Regions from separate parts of the Homo sapiens genome. Here region 1 is linked to region 2. A link is an interaction called in ENCODE POLR2A ChIA-PET data of the cell type or tissue named here. Cell type or tissue: MCF 10A. All regions are shown on one strand. Links, peaks and the distances in the headings refer to the core of each region. The heading gives the core; the rest is flanking DNA. Region 1 overlaps RAB7B (RAB7B, member RAS oncogene family). Region 2 has its middle 5.9 kb from the start of CTSE.

Evidence for each region. ChIA-PET counts read pairs that join two places held together with the same protein. Peaks named below come from ENCODE experiments on the same cell type or tissue, not always from the same donor. Only the 100,000 strongest peaks of a DNase experiment are listed, where the experiment ranks them.
Region 1: POLR2A ChIA-PET joins it to region 2 with 13 read pairs; 2 of 35 experiments call an interaction of 5 or more read pairs at or near these places.

What each region holds. Positions count from the first base shown.
Region 1 is chr1:205,973,570-205,985,047 of GRCh38, forward strand. RAB7B (RAB7B, member RAS oncogene family) reads right to left here. Exons shown (of 6, transcript NM_001164522.3): 6 at 3,171-5,359. The coding sequence ends at 5,282. It overlaps SLC26A9-AS1 (SLC26A9 and RAB7B antisense RNA 1), which reads left to right. Exons shown (of 4, transcript NR_110984.1): 4 at 2,450-4,526. Among named protein-coding and RNA genes, the nearest start is that of RAB7B, 24 kb to the right of the region's middle. In MCF 10A, for the core only: a CTCF peak has its summit at 4,019 (motif pointing left); DNase peaks (open chromatin) are centred at 3,332 and 4,002.
Region 2 is chr1:206,024,073-206,035,550 of GRCh38, forward strand. No RefSeq gene overlaps it. Among named protein-coding and RNA genes, the nearest start is that of CTSE, 5.9 kb to the left of the region's middle. In MCF 10A, for the core only: a CTCF peak has its summit at 6,746 (motif pointing right); DNase peaks (open chromatin) are centred at 5,659 and 6,789.

The DNA of each region.
Region 1 (11,478 bases), core at 898-8,897, 51 kb before region 2:
TACACACAAACCCCTCACACTGCACACTACATACACACATACACACTACACCACACACACACACTACATACCACACCACACACCACAAACATTCACACCATGCATACACCCTTCACACCACATACACACACACTACATCACACACACACCACACATGCACACACCACATACCACACCGCACACCACACACACAATTACACCTCTCATACACACACACCCCTCACACTGCACACCACACAACATACCACACGTGCACACACAACATACCACACCCTACACCACACACACACATTACAACACAAATACCACACACACCCCACACACCACACTACGCACCACACACATATGCACACATATACGCACAAACACACACACCACATACACACATATTACACCATACACACTACACATGCACACACCATATACCGCACACATATGTGCACACATACACCCCACACACCACATACACACACATTACACCACACATACCACACACACATTACACCACACACCCACACACCCTCCATACACATCCCCCACACCACACACACATTACACCACACATACCACACACACATCACACACACCACATACTACGCACAGGCACACACCACACCACATACATCACATACATACACACATCACACTACACCACACATGCAAACGTACATACACCACACCACATATGCACATGCACACCACATACATGGGCACATCACACCACACATGCATGTATCCACACACCACATACACACCCCTCCACACACACACCACACACCACACATGCAAACACAGCACACCCACCCACACCCACCCACACTCACACACACAGACCCCACCCACACCACACGACGAACACCACACACCACAAACATACCATTCACACACAACACAGACATCATGCACACCACACATCATACATACACCACACACACCACACATACACACACATCATATGCACACACCACATACCACACACATGCACACACACGCACATACACAGACACTCCACACCTCATACATACACACACCACACCACACACACAACACACTCCACATGCACACACCACATACACACACACTACACCACACATACCACACACACACCCCACACACCCCTACACACCACACCACATATGGACATACCACATACCACACTGCACACCACATACACACACATTACACCACACATACTATACACACACAACACACTACACATACACACACCACATACCACACACACGTGCACACATACATACATACACCTCACACCACACACCACATACACACACATTACACCACACATACTACCCCCACACCCTTCACACACAACAGAAACGTACACACACATTACATCACACATACCACACACAGCACTCACACCACAAACATACCACACACACCACACATGCACACGCCACATACTACACACATGCACACACACACCTTACACACCACTTACATACACATCACAGTACATACAGCACACATGCACACATACATACACACCACACATCATACACATGCACACCACATACATATGCACATCACACCACACACACCACACATGCACATACCCACACACCACATACACACCACACACATCACACCACACACATCACACATGCCACCTACACCCACCCACCCACACCCTCATTCACAGACCCCACCAATACACACCACATACAAACACACATCATACACACATACCACACACACCGCAAACGCACAGCATACTGTACACACAGAACATATACATCACACATACCACACACCATACACATACCACACACACACACAGACACATCAAAGACACACACATACCACATACCACCCACCCTCCACACACAACACACACCACCCTCAGACACGTACACAATCTTGGTACGGGCCATTGACCCTCTGCAGGAGTTCAACTTCCTGCCTAGCCTGGCCCATCCCCATCGCACCTAGGGAGCCTCCCGGAGTGCGCACAGCCCACTGTCACGGCTAGGCTGCCACACACCTCTCAGCCAGTCCGGTGTCACTGCCGGCGTGACTGTTTTGTGGACCCCATTGGACTGTGCGGTCCCAGGACTCCCACGCCATGGGTGCTGCCTGGTGCCTGACCTTGCAGGGACCTGCTTGAGGCATTGCCTGTGGCTGGTGGACAGGACAGGCCACCAAACACTCAGTGAGGGTTGGGGACTTCTGCTGAGTGGGAGCAAATGGCAGGAACAGTCAGCATTTCCCAAAATCCCCGTGGGCGGTTTGGCACCCACCCAGGCCCAGCCCAGGTTTATTTGGTGATAAGATTTGGTTTTGTTTTTTCCCAAGCCCCAAGGGCGTGTGCCACCCAGAGCCCTGGCCTGGATTATCTGTTGCTCAGTGGCAGCCTGGAGCTGTGCCTCGCAGTGGGGCTGTGCAGGGCATGGGGTGCTCTTATTCATCCTGACCCTCTTCTTTACAGGGATGGTGATGAAGGACCCCAGAAGCGCTGCCTGTACACCCCCAACCAGGCTCCAGTGGGTGCCACTTGTCCCGGCCTGAAGTCACAGCCTCCAGATGCTGCCTCCCTCTGCCAATTCCTATACCTGCTGGGGTGGACACTGAGGGCCAGTCCCAGACTTGGGAGCAGGGTGGGAGTGGGATGGGGGGTGGTGCGTAGGGAGGACCTCTATGTGGCCCTGATTGTTGGCTCAGTTTCCTCTGCCTGGGGGATGGGTTGAGATGTCCCCTGGTTGTGACAGAACAGAGGCTGCAGGTTCTCAGCCCCTGCAATCCCCACCCTGCATTTGGAACATTCTGTCCTGGCTCCTGAGTCTGAAGAAGGTGCAAAATGTGTGGTTTGGAACTCCTATTGAATCTGAGCGTGGCTCTGCCTCTTGCAGACTCAGAATCTTTTCCATTCTAGCTTCAGTGTGTCTGAGACTCATTGTTTGCTAAGGATTGATTCCATGAATGAGTGACCTGCCCTCAGTGGGGCCCATCCTTGATCGTAGGCTCTGTTGTTGCTGTCTTGAAACTCAATAATGTCTGAACAAGAGACCCGGATCTCCATTTTGCACCGGGTTCTGTAAATTATGTAGCCAGTCTCAGTTCACTTTTAGTTGTCTGCCCTTTAGTATCTTTTTCATATCGAACCACGTAGATGTATTTTTAAAAATATAAAATCTAAGTCGCACAAAAGATAAAAACAAAGAAGGACACATTTATTATTTGTTGTGCACCTTTAGAAATGGTCCACAGGTCCACTGCAGTGCACAAGCTGCTGCATGCACACCGCACGTGACAATCCAGTCTGCCTGACTCCCAGGACAGCCTGTGTGATATGCAAAATGCCATTCCCATGAGGGCGCATCATGTTTCCCAGGAGCTCTGAAGGACACAGATAGAGCTTGTGCTCTAGGCTGCCCCCCTGTTCCCGTGCTGGCTCCATGCTGGTGTCCAGAATGAGCCAGTTCACACTCCAGTGCCACGTGGGGGGAGAAGTGGCTCCCAAACTCCCCTGCTGACCTCCCCCCGGCCCCTAGGTGTACCTTCCAAGTCAGATGACAGTCATAGGCTAACATCCCCAGCTTTGCCTGGAACTCAGGAAAGGATACTTACGGGTAGACAGAAAGATTCTGCAGTGGGCATGGACTTGGCCATTGAAGACCCTGAGAGGACATCTTGTCCACCCTCTCCAGGCTAGGCCCTGTCTGTGCTGCCTGGAGCCAGAAGAAAAAGATTCCAGCCTTGGAATCTGCAGGGAGGGAGACTCCTTGCAGTGAGCTTTCTTGCATTTCATTCTAGTATTTGCCACAGATGCTGATTTCTTGCCTGAGTCATATATATTGAAGTTTTTGCTCATTTCTTACTAGGCTTAAGAAATTGGAATTCTCTGCCTTACAAATCCCAAAGGGCTAAACATGCCTCCAAGCCCATGAACAAGCTTTGAGCATCTGAAGGACAAAACCCCAGCTCCTAAAACCTTCATGAGCATCCACTTTCTGCTCAGCCTGGAAGAGAAGGAGCACTGCTGCCCTCTGGTGGTCAGGCAGCAGAGCATCTAGGAGCCACCCAAGGGAGCTGGGTCCCCTTTGCTTTGTCTTTGGGACAGCAGCTTTGAGTATTAGGTCAATGGATGTCCTTTCACTGTTCCTGGAACATGGCAAGCTTGTTTTTGCCTCAGGGCTTTGGGTCTTGATGCTCCCTCTCCCTGGAATGTTCTTTCTCCAGCTCTCAGGTGACAGCTGCTTTCTCATTCTCTAGCCCTCAGACCAAATGCCACCTCCTCAGGGAAGCCCTCCTGGACCACTTCATCTAAAATAGCAACTCATCCCACCCCCTGTCACTCTATCCCATTACCCTGTTTCCCTTTGTTTATAGCACTTACCTGCTATTTGGAAATATCTGTCTAGAGTCTGCGTCTCTCCCTCACCAGATGTCGGCTCCAGGAGGGCAGAGTCCCTGTGTTTTGTTTGTCACTGGACTTCAATGCATCGTACATAGTAGATACGCAAAAATAAACTTGTCAAAGAAGTAAATAAATGCATATTGACAACAGCTACTGGATTTAAGCACAGCTTCTGGTCCTCAAAACCACACTGTGATACAGGGGGCAAGGCACATCTCACCCCCACAGGACAGATAAACAAATTGAGACTCAGAGATTTATGTGAGTTGCCTGAGCACCCAGCAAGGAGGAATGAGCCATGGTCCCTTGTGGCTTCTCCTGTGCTCCCTCAGTCTTCTACCCTGGAGGGAGCAGAGGGGGTCTCAGGCACGACAGCTTCTGCCAGGAGCTGAGGCGGGCCCAGCATGTGGGGTCCAGACCTTTACTCCTTAGTCTGCTCGTTGAAGGAGGCTGAGCTGTGCCATTGTCCAAAGCTTTGCTTGTGGCTGAGGGGTGTGAGGTGGGAGCGGGTGAGGAAGGTCTGTCCACAGGAGGATGTAACCAGACTCCAATCAGTGGCCGGTCTGCGGAGATGTGTGTTCTGGAGCGGGAGTGTTTGAGGGGTGGATGGGTGGGGAAAGCTGGAGCCACTGCGGAAACGGTGACTTCTGCAGGACCAGGGTTTGGCTCTGACATTCCGGGCTTCATCCAGACGCTCTCACTATACTCAGCCTGAGCCAGGGGCTGCCCTCTGACTCTGGGCCCAGCACCAGGGTCAAGGGCTCTGCCGCAGAGCTTAGGCCCCCTGCACTGTGCTTGGGCAGGCAGTGGGGCTGGAGGGGGATGGTCACCTGTTCTCAAGCCTGGGGTGACCAGGCTCGGGGCAGGCTCTGTTTCTGGGCTTCCAGAGCAGGCGTCTGGAGGTCAGCAGCATCTGCTCCTTGACTGGTCTGGCGAGAGCTTGATGGATTCTGTGAGGTGATTTTCTAAGATGCTCTGGTACTGGGGAAGGAAAGAGAGGCCGGCATTCATGTCCTGAGATACAGAGTGCACCGCCCGCCCTTCATTTCTTAGTGGGCCTCAGAGCCTGGGCTCTTGTTTCCTCCCCATTATACTTCTGGGAAACTGAGGCCCAGACAGGGAAGCCACTGGTGTTCCCCACCCTCCTTCTTCCCTGTGTCTCCCCTCCAGCCTCTTCCCAGGAGCCCAGAGCAGGTCAGTGTCTGAATTAGCGGCCCAAGTCTCCTGACCTCCAGCCATGTCCTATAACTTTCCATTCTCCAGAGGGGACAGCTGAGGTGTCATTTGGGCTTAGGCAGAGAGGTGACGGCCACTCCTCATTTCTCCTGGAGACCTCTTCCTGCAAATATCCCAATACCCCCAACCTCCTTTTCATCCTGTCCACCTCTCAGCCTCCCCTACTCATGCCTAGAAAAGCCCAGTCGGTCCTCTGTCCTGGCCACATCCAGGCAGCCCTCCCTAAAATGGACTCAATGTTTCTCCCGGGCCCTTTTGCTTCTCCAGTCTCTCTTGTCCCAACAAGGGTCCAGAGGAAGCCCCTTCTCGGTCTGCCAAGCTTCTGCCTTTCCAGCTGGCTCCACTTCTCACCAAGAGCCTGCCCCCCCTCCCCAGTTCAGGGGTTGGGGTGGTATGGAGGAGGGGGCCCTTCTTTAAGCAGATGGGTTCCTCAGGCTGAAGACTTTCTTCTTCAAGGGATCCCATCTCTTCACGCTGCTATGGCCTCTGCTAGTCACAGAGCTCAATCGCGTTCATGTTCCTCCCACAGCCAGTACTGTGGGCCTCGGGGTGAGTGATGAGCATTCACTCTACGTGGAAGGGGTTTGTGCTACATTGGCATGGACCTGAGCAGGGGCAGAGCATCCTGTGTATCACGCAAAATTGTCCCTGGCAGTCCATCTCAAGTGTCCTTCTCAGGGGGCAACTTCCAGGGACAGGGGTGCTGCCTCCTTGTCTCTGATTTTATCTCCCCGGCAGTTCCCAGGCTCAGGCCAGACACCCAGCTGGTGAATATCCACCAAATCCTTAATGCTCATGACCCTAGACCTCAGGAGGTGGTGTCCAGCCTTGCCTCCTGCACCTTGATGATGGTGGTGCCCCCAAATACATAAGAAGATCCTCTGACACCCCATCACTCACTGCCACCCCCAGACTGAGCAGTAATGTACCCCGATGGCACAGAGCTTGTGGTGCTGAACCTGGGTCCAGCCCTTCGTCACGGAGTTGGTTTCTTGGGGATCCCCCATCTCTCACCCCCCACCCTGGTAGGATCTTGGGACTAGCAGAGTGAGCACCATCTGGGGTAGGTGTGAGAAATGTCCTCATTTGTTGCATGGGCAAAGCCTGAGGTTTTCATGCTAGTGTTGCCCTAATGACATCTGCACCCTCCCCGGGTGCAAGTCATCGCTGAGCTCTTTCCGTTAATGACATCATTTTCACTTGACAATGGCAGCATCTTGTTCCTCAGATTTCCTGCAAAACCTCCAGGCCATAATTAGGTTTCTATGTCATTCTGTTCTCCAGGCCCCAGGCCTCTTGACAACTTGTGAATCTAACTGTACAAGTAATACAACACTATTCCAATGCTTGCAGCATTTCAGTGGGGGTGTGACTGTGGGAGTCTGTCTCTGTTCCCCCAGTCTGGCCACCTCAGTGGCCTTGCCTTAAGTCCTGCATCCTGAGGACCATGTAAAGCTGCTGTGATTCACTGAGCAGCTGCCAGCCAGCCCACTTCCCTCCACTGGATGTGGTGATTCTGTCTTTTTCCAATTAACCCCAAAAGAACTGGGCCTCTAGGCAATATCTCATGCTACTGGAGCTGGGCCTGAAAAGCCCCAGCAGGGATGGTATTGCTAATTTTTCCTTCCCCTCCCCCTCCCTCCCCTTCCCCTCCCCCTTTCCCTCCCCTTTCCTCCCCTTCCCCTCCCCCTTCCCCTTCACCTCCTCCGCTTCCCCTTCCCCTTTCTTCCTTTCTTTGACAGGGTCTCACTCCTGTGGCCCAGGCTGGAGTGCAGTGGCACAATCATGGCTCACCATGGCCTGACTTCCTGGGCTCAGGTGATCCTCCCACCTTAGCCTCCCAAGTAGCTGGGACTACAGGCATGTGCCACCATGCCCACCTAGTTTTTTATATTTTTAGTAGAGATGGGGTTTCACCCAGGCTGGTCTGGAACTCATGGGCTCAAACAATCCATCTGCCTTGCCGGATGTAATCCCAAAATGCTGGGATTACAGGTGTGAGCCACCATGCCCAGCCAGCATTGCTAACTTTCTGGAGCAAAACCTCACCACCCCATATCTTCCAAAGCTGGTGGATATCTCTTCTTTAATTATTAGGGCATCCTTCGTCATATTTTGGAACAACTAAATACCTAATCCTTGAATGTGGCTAAATTGGTTACTAAAGTAATCTACCTTTCCTTTCAGAATGTTAACTGAACACCTACTCTGTTCTCTTTCAGAATGTTAACTGAACACCTACTCTGGTCTCTTTCAGATAATTAACTGAACACCTACTCTGATTTCTTTCACAATGTTAACTGAACACCTACTGTGATTTCTTTCACAATGTTAACTGAACACCTACTCTGGTTTCTTTCACAATGTTAACTGAACTCCTACTGTGGTCTCTTTCAGAATGTTAACTGAACACCTACTCTGGTTTCTTTCACAATGTTAACTGAACACCTACTGTGGTCTCTTTCAGAATATTAACTGAACACCTACTCTGGTTTCTTTCACAATGTTAACTGAACACCTACTGTGATTTCCTTCACAATGTTAACTGAACACCTACTCTGGTTTCTTTCAGAATGTTAGCTGAACACCTACTGTGGTCTCCTTCAGAATGTTAACTGAACACCTACTCTGGTTTCTTTCACAATGTTAACTGAACTCCTACTGTGGTCTCTTTCAGAATATTAACTGAACACCTACTCTGATTTCTTTCACAATGTTAATTGAAAACCTACTGTGATTTCCTTCACAATGTTAACCGAACACCTACTCTGGTTTCTTTCAGAATGTTAGCTGAACACCTACTCTGGTTTCTTTCACAATGTTAACACCTACTCCGGTCTCTTTCAGTATGTTAACTGAACACCTACTCTGCTCTCAGCAGGTGCCTCACATATTGCTCTCTTTACTACAAGGCTCACTTGCAGAACTCAGACGTTTCCACCTGGTGTCTCGAGGATCCTTGAATGCAATGTGCTCACATGGACGTCATTATCCCTTTCTCTCATGAAGCTCCTGCTTTCTCCTTTGTTCCCCGTATTGCTTGGCTCATGGAATCACTAATCCATTGTCCCTTCATTTGCCAAGCTAGAAACCTGGTCATCAGCCTAAACTGCTCCTGTTCCTTTCTCCCTGCATTTGATCATCATCAGCTCCTGATGTTTCTACCTCCAAAGTCTCTTTAATTCACCCTCACCTTGCCAGCTCTATCCTCTCACACCTGGACTATTGCAGTAGCCTCTTCATCATCACCCATGGCGCTCATCCTCTCGGCAGCACGAAGCTCCCTTGCTGAAAACCCTATGATGCAGCTCCATTTTAAAACAGCATGTAATGCCCTCTCTGCACTACAATAGCATTTTATTTAACCCTCACAGTAACCTCATAGGGAAGATATTATTATCTGTACTTTAAAGTTAGGGAAGTGGTGGCTTAGAGAGGCTTCATGACTTGCTCAGGGACACACAATGAGAGGTAGAGCTGAGTATAAAGCCAGATCGTTCCGACTTCAGAGGCCCAGCTCTTTCCACCCCAGCTGGGGGCTCACTCCTTATTATAGAAGCGCCTCCCACATTCTCCTCTCAAAACACCCTGGGCTGGAGCAAATGAGCCCACAATCTCCCTGGGAAGGAAGGCAAGTTCCTTATAGGAAATGCCTCTGAAAACTTTTCTTTGACCTCAAAATCTGTATTTGTAAACTTCTGTTTCATCTTAAGAATTGATGTGAATTTTACATTCTATGCCCTAGTTAAGTGTGTTTGTTTTTATGTGAACGTTTCTCCTGCAAATTTCTAAGTAACAAAGACACTGCAGAAAGTTGTGCCCTGTTGGGTTTCAAGGTCCTGGGTGAGCTCCTGAGCACCTCGGGCAGCCTAGCAGCACCATCTGGAAGGCGTGGGCCTGTGGTATGGCATCTGCACTCCTAGTCGGGGTTCACGAGGCCTTGGTGGCCTTGCTGGCTTCATCACTAACTATGTCCCCGTGCTCTGACATTCCTCCACGCCAGGTGTCTTCTTGCCAACATGACCTACAGTAGGTGTCTCCTATAAGCCCCAGGAACTCATGCCTGGGTCTCTGGCCTTGGCCTTCTCTCTGCCCTTCTTCCCCTCCGGCTTACACCCACCATGGCCTACCATCTCCACCTGCAAACTGTGAATTACCTTCCAAACTTTCTGACATGTCACTTCTCCCAGCAGGCATCCTCACTCATCCTCACTACCAGCTGTCTGGGAGTCACCTTGTCATCTTAATCACACCCCCCACAGCACTCATGTCACTCCGGGACAGTCACTTATGGATGTCTCACTCTACTGACCTCAAGTGCTCTGAGGGCTGTGTCTCCAGCTCTAGCCTGACAACTCAATGGATATTTATGGACTCAAATTATTTTCATTTTATAGAGAGGAAATGGAAGCTCAGAATAGTCATATGTCTTGCCAAGGGGTCCACTTGAGAGAACCAGGGGAGGATTCAAATCCAGGCCAGTCTGATCACAGGTACCACACCTGTGACCTCCAGACTTCTGATCAGTGCACATGCCCCATAAACATGGGGGACCGACATGGATTGCTACCCATTTATTCTTTTGCCAAGAAAGGGTGTTATAAAAAAAATGCAAGCAGACAAGCCACTGTCTACTAACAGCACCATGTCATAACAGCGACACAGTCAGAAGGACCTGATTTAACCACAATATAGTAGGAAGGACACCATTTGAAGAATAAAGGATACTCCTTCCCCAGATAGGACAGGTGCTAAGCATGCACAGACACGGGCTGTGGGCTGATGGACACTTCCTGGTGACTAAGCATTTGGCAGTCGCTGCACTGTGCTTGTGGAGGATTATTGATCAATATCACCACCAAGGTCAAACAGCATTCCTCAGCACTCCAGGAGGACAGCAAGAGCAGGCACGCCTGTGCTTCAGGAGCCAACTACACCGCCCATGTAATAAAGCCACACTTCTTGACCAAGCACTAAGAGAGGGACACCTCTCTGCTTTTCCTTTCCCGAGACAGTGAGGGCTGGAGGAGAAGCAGAACAAGAGCCAGTGAGGGTCGGGGGAACCCTAAGATCAGGGCTGTGAGGCCTGAGGATGCCTAGCTGGGCTCTTCTCCCTGAGCAGCCGCTAGAGGTAGCTGCTGCCTCTTTCTCTCTGGGACAACCCCTCGCTGGGGCCTGGAGCACTTCTTTCCAGAGCAGCTGCAGAGGGCATCCCATGAGGGCGGCGGATGCTTCCACATAAGGGAAGCTTCCAGTCCCCCACCCTCATTTGCCCATTTCCTCAATTCAGAACCATTGCTGCGATGATCCTTTCCCCTCTCCTAAAAGGCCCATGTTGATGAGATGTGGCAGAATGATGACACAAGCTGAGCCCCTCCCCATGCCAATCCCAGGGCTTCCAAACTCCACATCAGACTGACGTTAAAACCACGCCACTGCTTCCAGGCAGCCTTCCATGGTCTTCCCCACCTCCTTGCAGAATTCAGACTTTTCTACCTGGTGTCTCAAGGAACCTTGAACGCAATGTGCTTACATGAATGTCATTGCCCCTTTCTGTCATGAAGCCCCTGCTTTCTCCTTTTTTCCCTGTCTTGCTTGGCTCATGGAATCACTAATCCATTGTCCCTTCATTTGCAAAGCTGGAAACCTGGCCATCAACCTAAACTGCTCCCTTCTCCCACTCCCTTCTTCCCTCTCCCTCCTCCCTGCCTCCTCCCAGCCCCCTCTCCTTCCCTGCAGCATGGGCTGTCTGTGAGCCCCTCCTCTAGACCCTACCCCTAAGTCCTGCCCCACCAGACCACACTGTATTGCAATCACTTAGGGGCCTATCTGCCTGCCTCTTGAGACAGAGGGTCCTGAGGCCT
Region 2 (11,478 bases), core at 1,475-9,474:
TCCTCTGACCCCAAGAAACCCTGTTAATGAATCCGGAGGGCAGCACATGCCTGGCTGCCTGGAAAGGCCCACTGAACTCTTACTGCAAGTGCTCTAGCTGGAGACTCTGGAGGGGTGGGAGCTGACTTGTCATGGGTGGCAGGATTCTAACTCAAAATATTCGTCAGTCTGTTTTCTGGGTGATTCCTGTTCTCTCCTCAATCTCTCAAATGCTCCAAAGGCAGTTTATCCTTCCCTGGCCCACTTTGAAGCACAAACCAGCACTCCTCAAAGGCCCTGAAATGGGAAAATGTAGCTGCAGATTTATGGAGCCCACTCTCCTGACTCTAAGGACTTGATGAATCTGGGGCTGGGGCTCAGGGGTGTGTGGAGGAGAATGCAGGGGCAGCGAGGGAGGGTCAAGGGGGTCAGCGTCTACAGCAAGTGCCCGCATGAGTCTACTAAAGCGGCCATGACAAAGTACAGGGGGCTTAAACAACAGAAATTTATTTTCTCACTATTCTGGAGGCTGGAAGTCCAAGATCAAGGTGTTGGCAGACTTGGTTGCTTCGGAGGCCTCTCTCCTTGGCTTGCAGATGGCTGCCTTCTCTCTGTGTCTTCACATGGGTCTTCCCTCAGCGTGTGGCTGTGTCCACATCCACATTTCCTCTTCTTATAAGGACGCTAGTCATATTGGAGTAGGGCCCACCCTAATGACTGCGTTTACCCTTAATACCTCTTTAAAGACCCTATCTCCAAATACAGTCACGTTCTGAGGTACTAGGTGTTAGGACATCAACATGGATTTTGGAGGACAAAGTTCAGCCCTTAACAGTGCTCAGGGACAATAGGATCTTCTATCTGTCAAGTGGGACTAAGCGCAGGGGTGGAGAGTGGGTGGGGCTCAGGCCTTAGTTACCGCAGTGTGTGAAACCCCCTCACCATCAGCCTATCTCTGTGGCCACCCGCCTCATAAACAGATGGTGGGGCTTCAGTGCCTGGGGTGGGGATGAAGGGGTTACAGGTAGGAAGACCCTGACCCTGACTCAAGTTAGCCAGGGCAGCAGAGGCCACCACCATATGCCAATGCTTCCAGAGGGCACTAGCTCAGCAGTAGGAAGTAGATGGCCTGCGTTTAGGTTTAGCTCTGCCCTGACCAGCTAGTGTTCTGGAAAATCTCTTAAGTGCTATGGGATCTGCCTTTCATCTCTGAAGTTCAAATGGCAAGCAAACGTGGAGTATGGAGCTAAGCCAAACCCACCCTTGGGTCCAAAAATGTTAAAAAAAGACATCAAAAAGACTTAAGGAACAGCCTAGACCTTTGACCCCTGAACCCAAGGCAACAAAGCCTCTTTGGCATTTCCCAGGAGCCCGTCTTGTTGATCTTTCACTGGGGAGAGTGGTCTAAACCTAGAAGGGCAGCTTGAGTCAGAAGTGGCTAGAAGTGGAGATCATTCATTTTGGCAGTAAACTCTGCCATGTTTTGCCCGTAACTGCTTATTCACCACATACCTTAGTTTTGTCATCTGCCAAATACCTTACCTACATCAATGGGTTTTTAAGGAGGATTAAACAAACAAAATAAGGTACAGATATACTTGTTGTACTGCACTCTGCTTTACTGCACTTTGCAGATACTGCTTTTTTTTTTTAATTGAAGGTTTGTGGCAAACCTGTGTCAAGCAAGTCTATCAGCACCATTTTTCCAATACTGTGTGTTCATTTTGTGTCTCTGTGCCACATTTTGGTAATTCTTGCAATATTTCAAAGTTTTTCATGATTATTTTATCTGTTTTGGTGATCTGTACTCAGTGATCTTTGATGTTACTGTTGTAATTGTTTTGGGGTACCACAAACTGCACCCGTGTAAGACAGAGAATTTAATAAGTGTAATTGTGTGTTCTGATTGCTCCATTGCTCTACTAACTGGTCATTCCCCCATCTCTCTCTCTCCCTCTCTTTCTCTCCCCCTCGGGCCTTCCTGTTGCCTGAGACACAACAATATTGAAATTAGGCCAATTAATAATTCTACAGTGACCTCTAAGTGTTTAAGTGAGAGGAAGATTTGCATGTTCCTCATTTTAAATTCAAAGCTAGAAATTATTAAGCCTAGTGAGGAAGCCATGTTGAAAGCCAAGAAGGGCTGAAAGCTAGACCTCTTACACCAAACAGTTACCCAAGTCATGAATGCAAAGAAAAAGTTCTTAAGGGAAATTGAAGGTGATATTACAGGGAACACACAAATGATAAGAAAGCAAAATAGTTTTCTTGCTGATATGGAGAAAGTGTTATTGGTCTGGATAGAAGATCAAAGCAGTGACAACACTCCCTTAAGTCAAAGCCAAATCCAGAGCAAGGCCCTAACACTCTTCAGTTCTATGAAGGCAGAGAGAGGTGAGGAAGCTGCAGAAGAAAACGTGAAGCCTATGGAGATTTCTGCAAGGTGAAGCAGAAAGTCCCAAAGCAGAAGCTGCAGCAAGTTATCCAGAAGATCTAGCTAAGATCATTGATGAAGGTGGCTACAATGAACAACAGATTTTTAGTATAGACAAAATAGCCTCATACTGGAAGAAGATACCATCTAGGACTTTCATACTAGAGAGAAGTCAATGCCTGGATTCAAATCTTCAAAGAACAGGCTGAATCTTTTGTTAGGGGATAATGCAGCTGGTGACTTTAAGTTGAAGCCAATGCTCATTTGCCCATTCTGAAAATCCTAGGGCCCTAAAAAACTATGCTAAATAGAGTTTGTTTGTGCTGTATCAGTGGAACAACATAGCCCTGGATGACAGTACATTGGTTTACAGCATGGTTTACTGGATATTTTAAGCTTGCTGTTGAGACCTACTGCTCAGAAAAAAAAAAATTCTTTTCAAAATTTTACTGCTCATTGACAATGCAACTCATTGCCAAAGAGCTCTGATGGAGATTTATAAGGAGATAAATGTTTTTATGCCTGCTAACCCAATATTCATTCTGCAGCCCCTGGATCAAGGAATAATTTTGACTTTCAAGTCTCATTATTTAAGAAATGCATTTTGTAAAGCTATAGCCACCATAGATAGTGATTCTGATGGATCTGGGCAAAGTAAATGGAAATCTTCCGGAAAGGATTTACCATTCTAGATGCCATTATGATTATTCATGATTCATGGGAGATCAAACTATAAAATTAAAAGGAGTTTGGAAGAAGTTGATTCCAATCCTCATGGATAACTTTAAGGGGTTCAAGACTTCAGTGGAGAAAGTAACTGTAGATGTGGTGGGAATAGCAAGAGAACTAGAAGTGGAGCCTGAAGGTGTGACTGAATTGCTGCAACCTCATGATCAAACTTGGATGGATGAGAAGTTGCTTCTTATGGATGAGTAAAGGATGTGGTTTCTTGAGATGGAATGTATTCCTGGTGAAGATGCTGTGAACACTGTTGAAATGCCAACAAAAGATTATGAATATTGCATTAACTTGGTTGATAGCAGTAGTAGGGTTTGAGAAGATTACTCCAGTTTTGAAAGAAGTTCTACTGTGAGTAAAATGCTATCAAACAGCATCATATGCTACAGGGAAATCTTCAAGAAAGGAAGAGTCAATCTATGTGGCAAACTTCATTGTTTTCTTAGTTTAAGAACTGGGCGCTGTGGCTCGTGCCTGTAATCCCAGTATTTTGGGAGGCCGAGGCGGGCAGATCACCTGAGGTCGGGAGTTTGAGACCAGCCTGACCAACATGGAGAAACCCCATCTCTACTAAAAATACAAAACACCTGGGTGTGGTGGTGCATGCCTGTAATGCCAGCTACTCAGGAGGCTGAGGCAGGAGTATTAATTGAACCTGGGAGGCGGAGGTTGCAGAGAGCCGAGATCCTGCCACTGCACTCCAGCCTGGGCAACAAGAGTGAAACTCCATCTCAAAAAAAAGAAAGAAAGAAAGAAAGAAATTGTCATGGCCACCCCAAACCTGGAGCAACTACCACCTTGATCAGTCAGCAGCCATTAATGTCCAGGCAAGACCTCCGCCAGCAAAAAGGTTATGACTCCCTGAAGGCTCAGATGATTGTTAACATTTTTAGCAATAAAGCATGTTTTAATTAAGATGTTTTTAGACATAATGCTATTGCACACTTAATAGACTACAGTACAGGGTAAACACAACTTTTGCATGCATTTTGAAACCAAAAAACTTGTGTGATTGACTTTATTGCAATTTTCACTTTATTGCAGTAGTCTGGAACCAAACCCACAGTAGCTCCAAATGATGCTTGCATGTGGAAGTTCTTGAAAAACTGTAACATGTCATGTGAACTAAAGATTGTCACTAAAAACTTCAGTGTTTCAGAAGTGCTGGAAGGGTTCTTACAGACTCTCAAGACAAACCCACTTGTATAGCAGAATGAGAAAACTGAGGCAGAGAGGCAAAGTGATCAGCCCAAGAGCACATGGTTCATTTAGTGGCTGATCTAGGATTAGGACTCAGCCCTCCTGACTTCTAAGCGGGCAAACTTTCTGCTACAGAATTATAGCATCATTATCACTGAACTGTTGAAAGGGGGCTAACCATAACCCCTCCCTCCTTTTCCATCTTTTAGACCTCTCCCTGCATCCCTCTTGCCCCTGTTTACTAAATGTAGAGAGTTTGCCTGGCCCAGGCTTGAGAAAAAGCTGACTGGTCCTTGCAGCTGTGGGCCACCTGACTACTGAGTGGAGCAGACACAGCCTCGACTGCCTGCAAGGAGCCCCTGGGTCTAGCTGGATTTTGGAAAATTTGACAAAGGTTAAGAGCAGGAACACTGGGGATGTTTGTCAGAGCTAATGGGATCTGTCCTCTCCAGAGACACCAGGAACTGAACCTACCCTGGCTGTAGATTACTGGCCTTTTCCAGCAAGAACCAAATATTGCTGTGGACAATTTGAACACTTTCCAAAGAACAAAAGACCTTAGGCATATGTGTGGTTGTCTGTGTGTGTCCTTTGAGCAGAGGGAGAGAGAAGAGCATTTGAGGTGAAATAGTATGATGTGGGGGAAAGTGACACATAGTATAGTCAATGATCCGGTCTCTCTGCATTAGGAGAGGGTCTTTGGAGAGAGAGAGAGAGGGGTGGGGGGAGAGAAAGAGACGCTCAAGAACGTGGATTGGAGGCTGGCTGGATGTAGAGACTTTGTTCCCAGAACATTTGAAAGCTGGTGGTGGTGTCACTATCTAGTGAACTTCTTTCTGGAGCTTCAGCTTCCAGAAAGTAAATTAATAATAAGAGGACATTTGGGAGGCTGAGGTGGGCTGATCACTTGAGGTCAGGAGTTCAAGACCAGCCTGGCCAACATAGTGAAACCTTGTCTCTACTAAAAATACAAATATTAGCCAGGCATGGTGGCACGTGCCTGTAATCCCAGCTACTCAGGAGGCTGAAGCGGGAGAATCTCTTGAACCTGGGAGGCAGAGGTTGCAGTGAGCCCAGATTGCTCCACTACCCTCCAGCCTGAGAGGGCAACAGATGTCTCAAAATAAAATAATAACAATATAAGAGGACAGTTGCTCAGTGCTCTGTGGATAAGTTTTATCAGGGCTCGATAGCTCCTAGAACAGAGTCTGTTACTGTCAGACATGAGCTGGCTCCTGCTCACAGGGGAGCCGGCACCGCAGGATGCACTCCAGGATGCCTGACTCTTGCAACACATTGCTGGTTCAGCACAAACCTGGCCAACTGGGAAATGGCCCAACCTCTTTTGCTTAAAGTTAGGAAATGAGGGAAAATCCACGATGCTGTGTGTGGTACAGTAGAAAGATGTCTGTACCAGGTGAGATGAGATGAGATGAGATGCCTGGCTCCAGTCCTGGCTCTGCCACTAACTGGCCATATGATCGCAGATAAATCCCTTCTCTCTGAATCTAGTTTTGTTGCCTATAAAATGAAGAGGCTTGATTGGGTGACAATATCAAGGAATACTTTGGAAGCATTAGCTCTGTGCTAGGCTCTGAGCTAAGGGACTTACAAGCATTAGTTCATTCAAATCTCTCACCAATCCTATCAGCTAGGTATTGTTTTTAAGCCCATTTTACAGATGAGGTAATTGAGGCACAGAGGGTTTAAGTAACTTGCATAAGGTGCTGAAACCAGGATTCAAACCCAGGTTTGCCTTTGAAGTCAGTGTTCTTAACTGTGGCATTGTATTGGGTCATCTTTGAGGTCTGACATTCTAAAATTTCTTTCTGGAAGAGAAAGGCACCGAGGAATGGGAGAGAGGAAAAGAAGAGAGGGACAGAGAATAATTTCTTGCATGGTAAAAATTGGAGGCCTTCTTTTATTGTAAGAACAAATGGGTGTGTGCATGGTGGGGTGTGTCGGTGAGGAGCTGCATGATGAGATATCTTCTCACTGCATATTTTTCAAACATTTTCTATTTTGCCATCAAGGAGTCTCTCAGCAAGGGAGACTATTGTATTGCCGACAGGAGCAAAAACTCCCACATGTACCTTTCTCCAACTCCCCACCTTCGACACATTCTGAAAAAATAAAATTTAAGGTGCTCAAACCATTTTTTTATTGCCAAAAGAGAGCACCTGGCACTAAAAGCTTACTTTTTCCATGTGTCTTAATATACTTTGGTTTGTCAAAGCCTCTTGTTTTCATGCAACTGGAAATAAGAAAGATTCAATGTCTTCAGTATCTCCCAATGTCAAGGATTCAATTTGTTGGAGTCATTTCCAAAACCACCAGCAATTCTACTCCAGGAAAGTGCCTTTCAGACCAGCCATTGCTACAGCACAGTCAGCAGAGGGCGCAGGCACTGGGAAAGTTTCTCACTTGAATACTGCCTGTGTGTCTTTGTGGCGGGAGAGTATGTGTGTCTGTACCTGTAAGCAGGAAGAGCAGCTTATGCCTCGGGCTTGCGCAAAAGCAGGACTGCACACTAACACCACCATCTGCTTTGCTTGTTACTGAGCCCAGGCTTTGGAAGCAGACAAAGCAAGGTCTGAATTCCCAACTCTGCAACTTAACAGATGATTGCATGACATTGGGGATGTGCCACAGCTTCAGATTCCTTCACTACAGAAAAGAAAGAATGATTTCCTTGCAGAATGGTCTGAAGATTCCATGAGACCATCTTCAGGATGAGTGCTTTCTATATATTACACAGCCCAGTGCTTGACATCAAGTAAGCCCTCATTACGGGTAGCCTGGCTAAATTCCACTTTATGCCATGCACTGCTCTAAGTGCTTTAAATGTAATAGGAAATAGGCCCAGACAGGGAAAGGAATTTGTCCAAGGCCACACAGCAGGTAATCATGGAACTAAGCATGCTGAAGCTCAGGAAGTCTCTCTACAAAATCTGTAATGTTGGCTGGGCACCGTGGCTCACGCCTGCAATCCCAGCACTTTGGGAGGCTGAGGCGGGTGGATTGCTTGAGTTCAGGAGTTCAAAACCAGCCTGGCCAATATGGCAAAACTCCATCTATTAAAAATACAAAAATTAACCAGGCATGGTGGCTTGCACCTGTAGCCCCAGCTACTCAGGAAGCCGAGGCATGAGAGTCGCTTGAACCTGGGAGGCGGAGGTTGCATTGAGCTGAGATTGTGCCACTGTACTCCGGCCTGGGCGACAGAGCAAGACTCTGTCTCAAAAGAATCTGTGATCCTAAACACAACTCTCAGCTGCCATGTATAGTTTACATATTATTGTGTATATTAACAGACTGAAATACATTCTGAAGGTCATTCACACTGATGTGTATTTTAATTGTTCAGGACAGTTGCTGAAGCTTCCACCTGTCCTCACTTCTTACTCTGTGATTAGGGGCTCAACTACTGAAAGGCTACAAAATAAATATACTCTTTGATACATAGTTTCCTTATCTGCCAAATGGAGTTGTTAGTTATTAGAAAATTAAATAAAAGCATATGTGAAAATGCATGACACACAGTAAAAGCTTAATAAATAATTAACATTTTATTATAAGAAGAGAGAGTATACCATAGCAAATATGCCATAAATCTGATTCCTTCCCTCCGTTAGTCTCCATGAGTTTTCTTTTTTAGATTTATAGTCACAGGGGCCTCCCTCTGCAGTGCTCCTTTCTTTAATGTTTTATTTCCTGTACCAGGACTGCCAGACTTTCTGAATCAGTTTCCATCCTGGAACTTCCTCAAGAGCCATCAGGGAAGGATTTAGGCTGTGGCTAGGTAGAATAAAGGCAGACCTTTAATCTCAGGTTCTTGTTTAAGGTGAATTTGTCTCCATTCCTAAAAACTCTTGTCTTGTTCCCAGCCCATTAAGTGCCCTGGAAACCCACAGAAGAAAAACACATATTAAAGATGCAATTAAATTTACGTCTGTTCCAAGACACAGAGACACTCGTCTGATCTTCCTTTCAGGTTTAACAAGCTTCTTTTTTAGGAGAGCCTCCAAATGAAACCCCATTACTGAAGTCTTGGGAAACACCACTCATTCATTCACAGAAAAATCTAGATGCTTAGTTTCATTGATCCTATTTCAGGAACAAAAAGTCTGAGGCCTCAAGAGGGCTCTTCCTCAAAAGGGCAAGACACAAGTATAGGAATCTCAGAGTCTTCCTAACCGCAGATGTGTGCACTGCAATGGCTCAGGCAAGAGACAGTGGTGGCTTAGAATAGAGTGGGGATGGTGGACAAGGAAAGAAGTGGTGGGCTGAAGTTTGTTTTGGAGATAGAACCATCTGGACAGGCTAGCAGATTAGATGGGAATGAAGGAAAGGAAGAATCAGGGATGACTCCTGGATTTGTCTCAGTCTGAGATAAATCTGTCTCTGTCTGAGTCCTGTGTGAAATGCTGCAAGTTCAAGGTTATTTCTGCATAGGGCATTGTTTGTGATAAAAAGCTTGGAAATAGCCAACAATAAGAAATGGCTAAATAATTACGTCTATGCAATGGAATGTGATGGTGCCAGGTTAAAACAATAAAAAAGCTCCAAAGAAAAACATGTAGACCGTATTGTTGACTCGAAAAATGTGGAACAGTATGTATAGTATGCTATCATTTGTATAACATACTAGGTGAAAGTATACATAGCCCCATTTGCTTATATATGAATAGGATGTCTCTGGAAGGATATACCAAGAAGTCGGTGGCATTAGGTACTTTTGGGGAAAAGTTGGTGGGTGAGGACAGGGTGAGAAAGAAGCTTGTTGTCTCCTATTTTGTACTCTCTGAATTTTGAGTCGTGTGACTGTGTTGCTTTATTAGTTTTCTGTTACTGCTATAACAAATGATCACAAATGTAGTGGCTTAAAACAGTGCCAATTTATTATCTTACAGTTCTGTAGCGTAGAAGTTTGACACAGGCCTCACTGGGCTAAAAGAAAGGGATTGGTGAACTGCATTCCTTTCTGGAGGCTGGAGGGGAGACTGTTTCTTGGTCTTTTCTAGCTTCTAGAGTCTCCCTGCAGGCCTTGGCTCATGGCCCCTTCCTCTGTCTTCACAGTCAGCAGAGTGTCTCTGACTCTTCCCCCAAATTCATGTCTCCCTCTGACCACAGAGGGGAAAGGTTACCCACTTTTAAAGACTCCTGTGACTAGATTCAACCCATCCAGATAATCCAAGATAACTCACCTCCAGGTTGTTAACTTAATTACATTTACAGAGTCCTTTTTGCCATGTAAAGTCACATATTAACAGATTCTAGGGATTAGATATGAGCATGTTTTGGGGCCATTATTCTGCCCATCACAATTACTTATTCAAAAACAATTTAAAATGCAATGAAAAAATAGTGACTCCTCAGCTTTTTCATTTGCGCCGTCAGGTAGATAATTTACGGAGTACAGGGATTGAGGCAGCAGGAACAGGTTGGAGGGAGCAGAGAGTCGAGAGGCCTGTTTGAGCATATTAAGTTGAGATGCCAGTAGACTTTTCAGGGGTGATATCAGCTTGACCCTTGAATGTGTGGGTCTGGTGGTCATAGGCTTGTTAGGGCTGGAGATATTAATTTGGGAGATTATCAGTGAATAGAAAGTGGTTAGAGTCATGAAACTGGCCAAGAGCACCCAGAGAGAGTTTGTAGAAGAAGGAGAAGCCCCAGGACTGTGCTCTGAAGACTGCAGGTAGGTGAAGGAAGAAGAGGAAGCCAAGGAGGCCAAGAAGGAGCACCAGTGGGGATGCAGAAAAACCCCATTACCTCCTCCAGGAGGCTTCCCCACGCAGCCTGGATCTAAAGAGCCTCCATCCTACTCCCTAGTTGCCTCTATCACACGCTCTTGTTCATTTGGTTTATAGGATGATCACAGTCCGTAATTCTCTTGTTTTGTTTCTTTGCTTATTGCCTGTCTTTCCCCACTGTATTGTAAGTTTCATGACAGCAGAGCTTCACCCATCTTGATCATTGCTGTACCCCCAGCACCTAGTCCAATGCCTGGCTCAGAGTAGGCACTCAATAAATGTTTGTTGAGTGAATGAGCGAGTGAATGGATGGATGAAAACAAATTTAATTCCTCTGCCCTCAGTCCATAAACAAAGAAAATGGTGCTAAAATGTAAAAGTTAAGGGGGAAAAAAAGTGCAGCTCTTTTATATCCTCCACAGACTGTTCCTCATGTTAGGGTCACATAGGAGTTGTCTACTGAAAGCACCAGGAAGATACCTCTGTTCCGCCTGTGCCACCTTGCTTGAAATCCTACCATTGTCCGGTCATTCCCTGGAGTGAGGCATCACCCTCTTAGCACAGTGCCCACTAGCTAGTAAGCACTCAATACATTTGAGTTCTTCTTTTTTAAAATTATTATTCAGTCTTTAAAAAATGCAAATATCCCTGCGAAAGATGGCCCACAAAGTATTAACTCCTTACTATGAATTCGTGTCTCAGCAGAAATAGCTGAGGAAGAACCTGGTTTTTCCTTAAACTTGTTGTTTCCCCGACCAGCAGCACATAGCTTGGTTTTTGCATTATCTGAGATGAGTCTACAGGGATGGGGTTGCAGAAAGGGGGAAAGGGCTTTCCAGAAAATGCTAGGGAATCTAAAGCAAACTTCAATGTCTGGTTTTGCCGAGGCTCATGCCTGCACAGCATGAAAATTGCTCTACAAGCCACATCAGCCACTGGCTTTTCATTTTGGGGCGGTGTGAGTCTCCCTGTGAGCTGAGCCAGGCAGTGGAGGAAATGAAGAGGCTCTCAAGGGAGGGGCAAGGGAAAGAGACTGGGCAGGGTGGGTGCAGCTGGCAGTGAGAGACTCTGCCTTTTCAACATGGATGGCTCCTCCCGCTGCCGCTGCCGCTCCAGGAGACAGGTAAACATTCTGTGCAGGGTTGAGACTTCTCTTTCAGTTTCTTTCCTACTTGTCTGGAATTTGGGCTCACATAATATAAAGTGGGCACTCTGTAGTCTAAAGGGATTAGAAAGCAAGGCATCCCCCTCTTCCCTTGAATGGTTTTCTAGGGTGCTATATGTCCCAAACCCCCAAATCGATTACATCGTCTGACAACTGCTTGTGTGGACAATGGGAAGGAATATTGTGCTTGGGGTATGTCTAAGGCTTAT